2 separate regions of the Mus musculus genome follow, and region 2 is linked to region 1. A link is a loop called in an ENCODE intact Hi-C map of the cell type or tissue named here. Cell type or tissue: heart. All regions are shown on one strand.

What was found. Peaks named below come from ENCODE experiments on the same cell type or tissue, not always from the same donor. Only the 100,000 strongest peaks of a DNase experiment are listed, where the experiment ranks them.
Region 2: it touches region 1 in a loop (6-fold over the local background); 2 of 42 quality-filtered maps call a loop at or near these places.

What each region holds. Positions count from the first base shown.
Region 1 is chr7:46,132,097-46,137,096 of GRCm38, reverse strand. It overlaps Abcc8 (ATP-binding cassette, sub-family C (CFTR/MRP), member 8), which reads left to right. Exons shown (of 39, transcript NM_011510.3): 13 at 128-233; 14 at 373-489; 15 at 860-935; 16 at 1,511-1,616. Among named protein-coding and RNA genes, the nearest start is that of Gm51481, 30 kb to the right of the region's middle. In heart, a CTCF peak has its summit at 3,036; no DNase peak of the experiment used is centred here; H3K4me3 peaks cover 734 bases; H3K27ac peaks cover 1,222 bases.
Region 2 is chr7:44,686,257-44,691,256 of GRCm38, reverse strand. No RefSeq gene overlaps it. Among named protein-coding and RNA genes, the nearest start is that of Myh14, 18 kb to the right of the region's middle. In heart, a CTCF peak has its summit at 2,170 (motif pointing right); no DNase peak of the experiment used is centred here; H3K27me3 peaks cover 51 bases.

The DNA.
Region 1 (5,000 bases):
CTTTTGTAGGAAACATTTAGGACCAGGTACCCACTGAGAACTGTTTTCTGAGCTCATGCCTCCTCCTCCTCCTCCCCCCATCCTCTGCCCCCCAGGGGTGAAGGGCATTTCTTTGCTTCCTCTGCAGTGTGCAAAAGCTGAGTGAGTTCCTGTCCAGTGCAGAGATCCGTGAGGAACAGTGTGCCCCCCGAGAGCCTGCACCCCAAGGCCAAGCGGGCAAGTACCAGGCGGTGGTAAGTGTCCAACCTACCCCTGGTACTCCCAAGTTTCACCTACGTCGTGAAGTTTGTGCCCACCCACTCTGGAACCTCACATTTCCCCCCAGAAGGGGTCCTCCCAGCCCAGAGGCCCTCACCTCCTAACCATCCACAGCCCCTCAAGGTTGTGAACCGCAAGCGCCCAGCCCGGGAAGAGGTTCGGGACCTCTTGGGCCCACTGCAGAGGCTGACCCCCAGCATGGATGGAGATGCTGACAACTTCTGTGTCCAGGTGAGGAGTCCTCAAGCCAGTATCCACACCCCCAGCCTCAGTGCCATCTTCCAAGAGAAGCTTAGCCCCTTCAAGACCAAGAACCTGAAGAACCTGAGGTCTGAGTCCTCTATCCAAAGGCCCCCTTGCCTGGAGGACTCCTGAAGCCAAGCATAGCACTTCCACCCCACTCAGCAGGAGAACTCCCTCCTCACTCTCACTAGGGTGCCTCAGACAGGACTTAGTCCCTACTGTCCGCCCCTGGGAGCACTCCTAGAGTTAGAAGTGATATTCACTGATCTTCATCGGGGAGGGGAGACAGGGACACACCATACTGAAAGTCCTTCCCTCTCTCTCCTCTTCTGCACCATGCCGGGGATGGACAATGAAGATCATCGGAGGCTTCTTCACCTGGACCCCTGATGGAATCCCCACCCTGTCCAACATCACCATCCGTATCCCCCGAGGTAGGGCTCACCCCACCCTTCCAGATGTGCCCTCGTGTCCCAAAAGAGAGGAAAAGCCAAATCAATGTTTGCTGAGCACCTGCTCTCTGTTGCCTAGCTGGGTATTCTGAGGTCTGAATTCTAAACAGAAACCGGCTACAGCCAAGATGAGGTCACCTTGATGTCAAACCTTCTGTTGCCAGTGACATCTTAACAGGTGTCAGTCAGACTTGAGTGTTCTGGGAGGATTATGGAAATGGAGAGTCTGAACACAGCCGTGTTCTGGTCAGGCCGGTGGCAGAGGGTCATAGGTGGGAGCTATGCTGGAACTGTGGGAGGACTATAAGGAGTACCAGGAGGAGCACTGGGGTGAAGCAGAGGATGTCGGGAGTGGAGGACGGACCTGGGAAGCCAGAGAACACTGTCAATTCCAGAAGGAAAAACTCTGGAATATGGAGCTTCCCAGGGTTTCCAGGTGGGGAGGAGGGTGGGGAGGAGAGTCAGAGCTAAGTGTACATGTCCATCTAGTCTTCTGGGTGAGAGTTGTTCAGACTCCATCCAGCTTCCATTCCATCTACTGCTCTCCATTGCTGTAGGCCAGCTGACCATGATTGTGGGGCAGGTGGGCTGCGGCAAGTCCTCGCTCCTTCTGGCCACCCTGGGGGAGATGCAGAGGGTCTCCGGGGCCGTCTTCTGGAACAGGTAACATCTGCTTCTCTCCCTCCAACCACGCCTCTCTGTGGAGGGTGTACCACTCATTTACTGACCGTCTAAGTGCCTTGAGCAGACACTCAGTAAATGCTATTGACTTTCTTATCGTATCATCATCCGTGTCCATTTAACCCTTGCTGTGTGATGCGTCCGGTCCTTTGCACAATTCCATGCATGAATGAATACCAGCAGAGCATTACTACCAATTCTCTTCCTATAGATGCGAGCTATATTTGCCCTAATTCACACAACTAGCAAGAGGCAGAGCAGAGATTCGAACTTAGTTCTTCTCACTCTTTTGTTTTCTTTTTTAATATTTTTATTAGGTATTTTCCTCATTTACATTTCCAATGCTATCCCAAAAGTCCCCCATACACCCCCCCCATTCCCCTACCACCCACTCCTACTGTTTGGCCCTGGCGTTCCCCTGTATCTCATATTTCCTGGGCTATATTTCCTCCTAATCAACATTGGTTTCAGGTTTTTCTTCAGCAAAGCAGACTGGAACCATTCAGTGTGTGTGTGTGTGTGTGTGTGTGTGTGTGTGTAGGGCCCAGAAGTAACCCAGGCAAACACTGCTTTCCAAAGAGATCACTCTCTTAATTAAAGAGCCAGAACCTTAGGCTGAGTCTGTCATGGATCTATTATTTATGCCCACCTACTTCTAAAGGGCGGTGAAATTAGCTGCTGAGAGATGAATAGCAAATGGAATCTTTAAAAGGCAGGAGAGGGAACCCTGAGAAATAAAGAGGGTGGAGAGGAGTGCAGAACCTGCACTCAGCCGCAGCCACGCCCACAAAGCCTGGCTCTGCTCTGCCATCGAGGAGGGAAAGAGGTGCTCTAGCCCCCCAGCTGGAATTCACAGCGCTTAGTCAGGATGGTGGGGGAGGGGTGCAGCCAGTTCAACAGGGGGGCAGCTTGCCCTACAGGTTTGTCTTTCTCTCTCTCTCTCTCTCTCTCTCTCTCTCTCTCTCTCTCTTTAAGGAAATTAGTTTTCTCTTTTTTACGGAAATGACGGTGACAGGTTTTGATAAACCCGAGCAGAGAGAATTGCACGGTATCTTTTTTCCAAACTGCCCCCGAATGGTATTTTCCAGCAGTAACAAGTCTCCCTCCCTGCTGTGGCCATGGGCTAGCAGGTGAGCCCTTTGGGTTCCCTGATAGGTCCTGTGGTGTGGGAGCAGAATGGCCCTGCCTGCAGCAAGGTTCCCCAGCAGTTCTCTGGGGAGGACCTAGAACTGGTTTGAGCTCAGGCCACGGCTAGCTTTGATAACAGCTCCCTGGGGCTCTGGTGAAGCCCGTCATTTAGCCATGTGTCTGGGACAATTCAGAAGCCTCCGTGAACTGTGAGCTGAAGAAAGCAGCCAGTGCTTATCCGGTCCCTTAGCAAGGGTGACCTCACCAAAGCCAGCCACTTCGTGGCAGCAGCGTCACTTTCTGTCAGTGTTGGAGCAGGACACTAGAGTTGGCCACCTCCCTGGGTCCTATTCCTAGAATATTAGTCTCTATACTCCATGTTGAAGGCAATCTGGGTTCAGTTTCTCACCAGGGTAAACCTTTTCTAGAAGAGATTACAGAGTTCAAGCCCGGAGCTGCCCCTCCCTCTCTTCACCTTCTCGATATCCCACCCCCACATTATCACACTAGCTCCTCTGACCACCAGAGGTAGCAGATGACATGAGATACCAGTGATTCAGCTGGTGGCCTCTCCTTCAGGATGCTTCAGTGCTGGGGTCTAGCTGTTGCCTCTCTCCCTTTAGAAAACCTGCCCCAGCCAAGGGCATGCAAAGGGCCGTTCCATGGTGGCTAAAGCTGGGTGCCTTTCACATGCCAGGCGCTGTCCAGGACGCTTCAGTGTCTCCGTTTGTCCCCTCACCCTGTTCTCCCCACTCAACAGACGAGAAACCGAAGTGAAGCAGGTTACACCGTTCTTATCCTGGCATAAGTAGAATTTGCAGCCAAGTGGGCACCTGTGAGCTAAAGGGACCTGAGAGCTTCTGGAAGAAATAACTTCTCACCCGATGACCCAAAAGTTAGCAGCCTCTTTGCTATGTCACAGGTACATACACACACACACACACACACACACACACACACACACACACACACCCTTCACAGAGCCACTACATGAATCCTCAGGTTTTGCGCTCATCAAAACCCACCTTTCTCAATGGGCCTGTTTGAAGCCAGGAGGAAGGCTGAGGCACCAAGATTCTTGTTCCTCAGAATCCATCTTGCTCTCCTCCATGGGCTAGCTCCCCCTAGGCATACCAGGTTAACCTGTAGCCATCCCTAGACTGTGAGTGCACATGCCTGGCTCAATCTTGGCTTCTCCATACCAATACATTAATTCCACCAAGATATATTGATTGACCCCATCTGTGACGCCAGACCCTGTGCCCAGTCACAGAATGCAATGATAGTTAAGACTTGGCTCCTTACTGGGCATGGTGGTGGCACATGCCTTTAGTGCCAGCACTCAGAGGCAGAGACAGGCAGAGCTCTGTGATCTCGAGGCCAGCCTGGTTTACAGATCAGGTCTCCGGGCAGCCAAGCCTGTCTCAAAAGCAAAAAGGGAGGGCAGGAAAATCAGTAGCACCAGAGCACCGGACAAGGAGGAGCTCTGTGGTCCGGGGCTGGGTGTGGGGGGACTCTGAGAAGCTCCTTGCAGGTGGGTGTGAGCTCCTCTAATGGAAAAGGAGGGAGTGGAAGAGGAAGGTACCCAGATGACGTCACTGTCTAGGCAAAGGCTTGCTGATGTCAACGAGCATGGCTCCGGGTGCCTGAAGTACTACTGAGTGTGTGGGATTCAGTGGCGAGAGGCAGATGAAGGGAGCGTGCCATGATTAAACGTAGCAGCATGAGAAAGACCGTGAAGCTGAAAGGCTGTAGAACGGCCTGCTTCTGATAAAGGACGATGGAGTAGGGGACGGGACCAGGGGAGAGGTCAGTTGACTCTGAGAGAGTCTAAACTGATGTGGCTGAGTTGGTTCCATTTGTCCTGAAAAGCCCTAGGTAGCCCTGTCTCCATCTGGACACCTATCTCGAGGCAACGAGCTAAGAATGGGAGCTAAGAACGTTAAATGCTTCTCGCTCCTGGGAGGAACCCCGAACCCAAGACATTGGCCCTCGGGTCTTCTGAGAGATGGTGCCCTTGCAAAGTGAGCCAAGAACAAAATAGCCTTTAACCTGGAGACCCCTCCTGGTAGCGCCTACAGCAAGCCTACAGCCAGAGGCCAGGGTCTCCTTACCAAAGCCAAACCCTGGTGGCCAGGAGACCAGAAAGAGTTCCAGGGGTGTGCAGGGCCGGAAACTGGGAGATTAGGGAGGTACGGCATCGAGATTGCTCTGGGGAAATGGAGCTTGTTGGTACAA
Region 2 (5,000 bases), 1.4 Mb after region 1:
CCAACCCGAGTCCTTTGCAAGGGAAGCCAGTGTTCTTAACCATTCCCACATCCACATTTTAAAATATGGGATCTGGTGCAAACACTTTGCTGAGCCACCTTCCTAGTTCTCCAGCAGCACCACGTCCTTTGTGGCAGGATCTGGGTATGTAGATCTGACTGGTCTGGAACTCACGGGTTCTTCTCTTGTCTTTAGCTAGAGAGTGCTGAGATCCCAGATGTGTGCCTACCATGCTGGCCTTTCTGAGAACACCTCTACCTCATTGTGGTGCCCCATGCAACATTAGACCCAAGAAAGGTTTTTCTGAACGGTCTTTTCTTCCCAACTTTTAATTGGGTGGGTTTATCTGGGGAGGAGACAGCAGTGACGGTGGCGCGGTGTCACTGACAGTGGCAGCAGAGGCATCTGAAGACCCCCAGATAGTAGCCAAGGGCAGAGATAGGGAGCAGAGAGGATGCAGAGGAGGTGGAGGTGATGAGGCACAGTGGAAGCAGACAGAAGACTGTGCAAGCTGGGGAGATGGCTTAGTGGGTAAGAACACTTGTACAAGCATGAGGACCCAAGTTCGAATCTCAGCATCTACCCACCGCACTCCACCCCAGAGCCAGGCATGGCTGTGCATGTGATTACAGTACTGGGGACAGGGACAAGCAGGTGGGTTCTGGCATCTCACTAGGCAGCCAGCCTGACCATAAAAACAAACTTCTGGTTTAGCAAGACCTTTTGTGTCAAGGGAGTAAGGTGGAGAGCCGTAGAGAAAGACCCTGAATATTTGGGCACACACCTGAGTATGTTTGTGTAACACACACAGACACACCACACAGTGTCACCCTGTTACTAGAAGGGTTCTGGGGTTCACCCTACCCAGAGCTTGATCTTCTTTGGCAGCAGTTCAGTCCTGTAGCAAACACCAAATATGATTCAGGAGGTGCAGACCAGTCCTCTAAGCAGGCAGACACCAGACATGAACCAGCAGCTATAGTCCAGTCCTTTCAGCAAGCAGACACCAGGCAGCTTGTAGTTCAAACCTAAAGAAACCGCCAGGCTTATCAACCAGCCTAAGGTGCGGCCAGGAAAGTGGTAAGCTGCTGCAGGAAACTCGTGACCATTTCTTGGGTGAGTTTCTCTCAATGGCGGTGTTACCACAAGTTGAGCTCAACAACACTACGTAAGGTGAACCAATACATGTGTGTCTTTAGCAAAGAATAGAGTGGCGGAGCAAAGCAAATCAAAGCTCAGTGCTCGTCTCCTACTTCTGTCTGTGGGGTCACATTTATACTCCTTCAGCACAAGTCCTTTCACGTGTCTGCTGTATCAAAATAGCCTTGCACCCATGTCTGCTTCAGGAAAACAGTCCTTGCTAGGCTGAGACGGGAGGATAACTCCAGCTTTCAGTATAGGCTAGGCTACATAGTGCGCAGTGGTGTCCACTGACTTCAGATCGAATAAGATCCTACCCAGCATTCCTACTAACCACAGAATGCTATTGATGAGCAGTGATGAGATTCTGAGGGTGAAGGGCTTGCCATCAACAGCAACCTAGGTTTGATCCCCTATACTCTGTCAAATTGTCCTCTGACCTCCTCGTGTGTGGCATGTGTGCCCTTTCCCAATACATAAATGTAAAACATTTTAAACTTTATTAAAACTTCAGATGGTGCTGCAGCACTGGTGGGTGGCATCAGGAGGCTGTTGGCTCCGGCAGGTCTCATTTCCGTGACGTCAGCTCAGTCACCTGCTAACAGACCATATGGCCCAGCCACCCCTCTGCAGCTACAGTTTTCCATACACGGCTCATTGATGCAAATAATGAACTGTTTTGTTTTGTTTTTTTCTCAAGACACATTTAACAAGCACTTCGGGCTGTGGGAATATGTGGTCTGAAGGACAGCGCTTGGTAACTAGGAGTTAATGACCAATGTTCATGGAATAATCACAGCCTTGGGTTGAGAAACTGCAAACGCAGGAGGTGATGGTTTAATGGGTCTGAAGGTACCAGATTATGGGGAAAGGTGGCAGGGCCTAGAGGTTTCAAAGTTCCATTGCTTTTTAGAAGATTTATTTATTTTTATTTTATGCGTGTGGGTGCTTTGCCTGTAGGTATGTCTATGCACCATGTGCATGCAGTACTCACTGATGCCAGAAGAGGGCGTCAGGTCCCCTGGGACTGCAGTTCCAGATGGGTGTGAGCCAACATGTAGGTGCTGGGAATTGAACCCAGGTGCTCTGCAAGAGCAAGCAGTGTTTTTAAATCCTTGAGCCCCCTCAGTAGTCCTTCATACTTCCATTTATTTTTAGGCAAGTTCTCATGTGGTCCAGGCTGGCCTCGGAATCTCTGTGTAGCCCAGGATGACCTTAAACCCCTGGTCCTTCTGCTGAGCTCTGGGGTGAGAGGCATGCACCGCTCGGCTCTGTTCATGTGGTGCTGGGGATGAAGCCCAGAGCCTCCTGCACTCCAGGCAAGCAAGCTGCCAAGTGAGCTACACCCACACCCTCAAACAGCCATCTCGGCTGTACTTTGGTTTCTGGTTCTCATAGTTCATTACCTCAGTATATGCCCTGTATGTCTGGCAGCAATCTTTATGCCTCAGCCACCAGGTGCTGGCTGCTGGTGTGAGCAGTATACATTTGTGTGAAACACACGCATGCACACACACACACACAAATTGTGACTGGTTGTTGGTGGCACACATTTTAAATCTCAGCACATGAGAAGAGGAGGCCGGGGGAATCTATCTCTGGGCGCTAGAAGTCAGTATGGTCTACAATGCGAGTTCCATGACAGCTGGGCTGTTACACAGAGAAGCCCTGCCTCAGAAAGCCAATAAGTAAGTAAGTAATTAGTAAGTAAACAAATAGAAAAAAAATTGGCTGTTTAAAAATTTTTAAATAGTGGGCTGGTGAGATGGCTCAGTGGGTAAGAGTACCTGACTGCTCTTCCAAAGGTCTGGAGTTCAAATCCCAGCAACCACATGGTGGCTCACAACCATCCGTAACAAGATCTGATGCCCTCTTCTGGTGTGTCTGAAGACAGCTACAGTGTACTTACATATAATAAATAAATAAATCTTAAAAAAAAATTTTAAAGTGTTTATTTATTTTGTGGCTGACAAGATGGCTCCATGGGTAAAGGCTCCCGCTGCCAATCCTAGAAACCTGAGTTCCGTCCTCAGATCCATCCCGCGTGGTAGAAGAGGACAGCTCCACAGGCGTCCTCTGACCTCCACGTGCTTTGTGGTCTGTGTGCCTCCCCCAAGCCCTCTTCACCACGAATAGAAAGGAATAAATGTGAAAAAATGTTTAAAATAAATAAAATTTAAAATATATTCATTTGTGTATTAAAAAACAGGCTGGGGGCAACTTGCAAGTTTGTCCTCTTTTGCTGGGTGGACGCTCAGGACTAGGGTCGGCAGTGAGCAGCCTTACCCACTGAGCCATCTCTCCAGCCCTAACTCAATGCTTTAAAAGACACCACCACCTAATAGTGTGCTGAGCGCTCACCACCCATCCGCTGTTTCCCTGACACAGGCTGACACTGTCTACCTCACTGTGGCATTCCCAGCCTACAGAAGTACCTGGCACACACAGGGGACAAACTCAACCATGGCAGAAATGCACACTTTGAGGACTGGGAAGACAGCTCAGTTGGTTAAGTGCCTGGCACATAGAGACCTGGGTCAGATTCTTAGGACTCACAAAAAGGCAGGACACAGCAGTGTGTACCTGTAATTCCAGTGCTGATGAACGGAGACAGGAGGGGATAGCTAGGGCTTACTGTAGTCAGCCTAGTTGAACTAGTGTCCCTGCCTCAAAAACCAAAATTGAGAACTTCTGAGAGAGACCCCTAGGCTTGGCCTCTTCCTCCCCTCCTCCGCCATGAACAGGCACACACGTGCACATGCACTTCCCTGCCTGAACACACACACACACACATACATGTACATTTAATTTTTTTTATATTTGGATTTTTGAGACAGGGTCTCCTTATGTTGCCCAGACTGGCCTCAAACTTAAAGCAATCCTTCTGCCTCAGACACCTAAGTGCTGGCATGAGAGGCCTGAGCAGTAGGCAGCACTTATACATTAAAAAAAAAAAGTTAGCATAGTCACTAGAGGGCTATGAGTTCGAATCCCAATATGATGCTTAGTTGGCTCTTTTTGTGCTGCCGTTCACTTCCCTGCTACACGTAACTAAGTACACACTTTGTGTCAGTTCCCTTCTAGGATGTGGTGACTCCAGCAACTAAGAATTTCCCATCACGGGTGGTGATGCACACCTTTAACCCCAACATTTAGTAGGCAGAGGCAGGTGGGTCTCTGTGGATTTACGGTCAGCCTGGTCTACGCAGACAGTTCCAGACCAGCTAGGGCCACACAAGTGAAGTCATCTGGGAGGTCACGCTTCCAAAAGGAAGCCTGGCAGGTGTCAGGAACTAACAGCAGACAGGCTGGTGTGTGACCCACACCTTGGTGCAGACATTCAGAAGAGTCATGGTGGGGGGTGGGGGTGGGGGCTTCTTAGAAGGCTGGGTACAGGTGGATGCTGAAGGTTGGAGGGAGGAGAAAGGATCTGGCGAAGTCATCTGCTTCTGCAGAGATAACTATGTTCCCAGAACCAGGAGGCAGAGCCAGAGCAGTGCTGGGTCCTGGGGAGCCACAGGAGTTGGATCCAGGAGGCAGGATCAGTCCTGGGCATAGAAAGACCTGGGAATAGAGGCAGGGCAGGAGAGATGAACTGGAGGCTGAAACCAGCTGGGAGAGTCTTGAACTTGTGAGGCAATGGGGAGGAGAAGACAGGAGCAGGGATACTTGGTTAGCGGGCTGGGTGGGGAAGTGCAGGCCTAGAGCACAGTGCCCTTGCGTCCACCCCGCTGACTGCCAAGATGGCCTTGAGAAGAATGGCCAGGCTCCTATCTCAACAGGAGCCAGCGCTTCAGAGAGATTGTCCTAGGGATGGCTGGGGCCCAGGCCCAGGGCTCAAATGGTTAATGCCTCTGTGG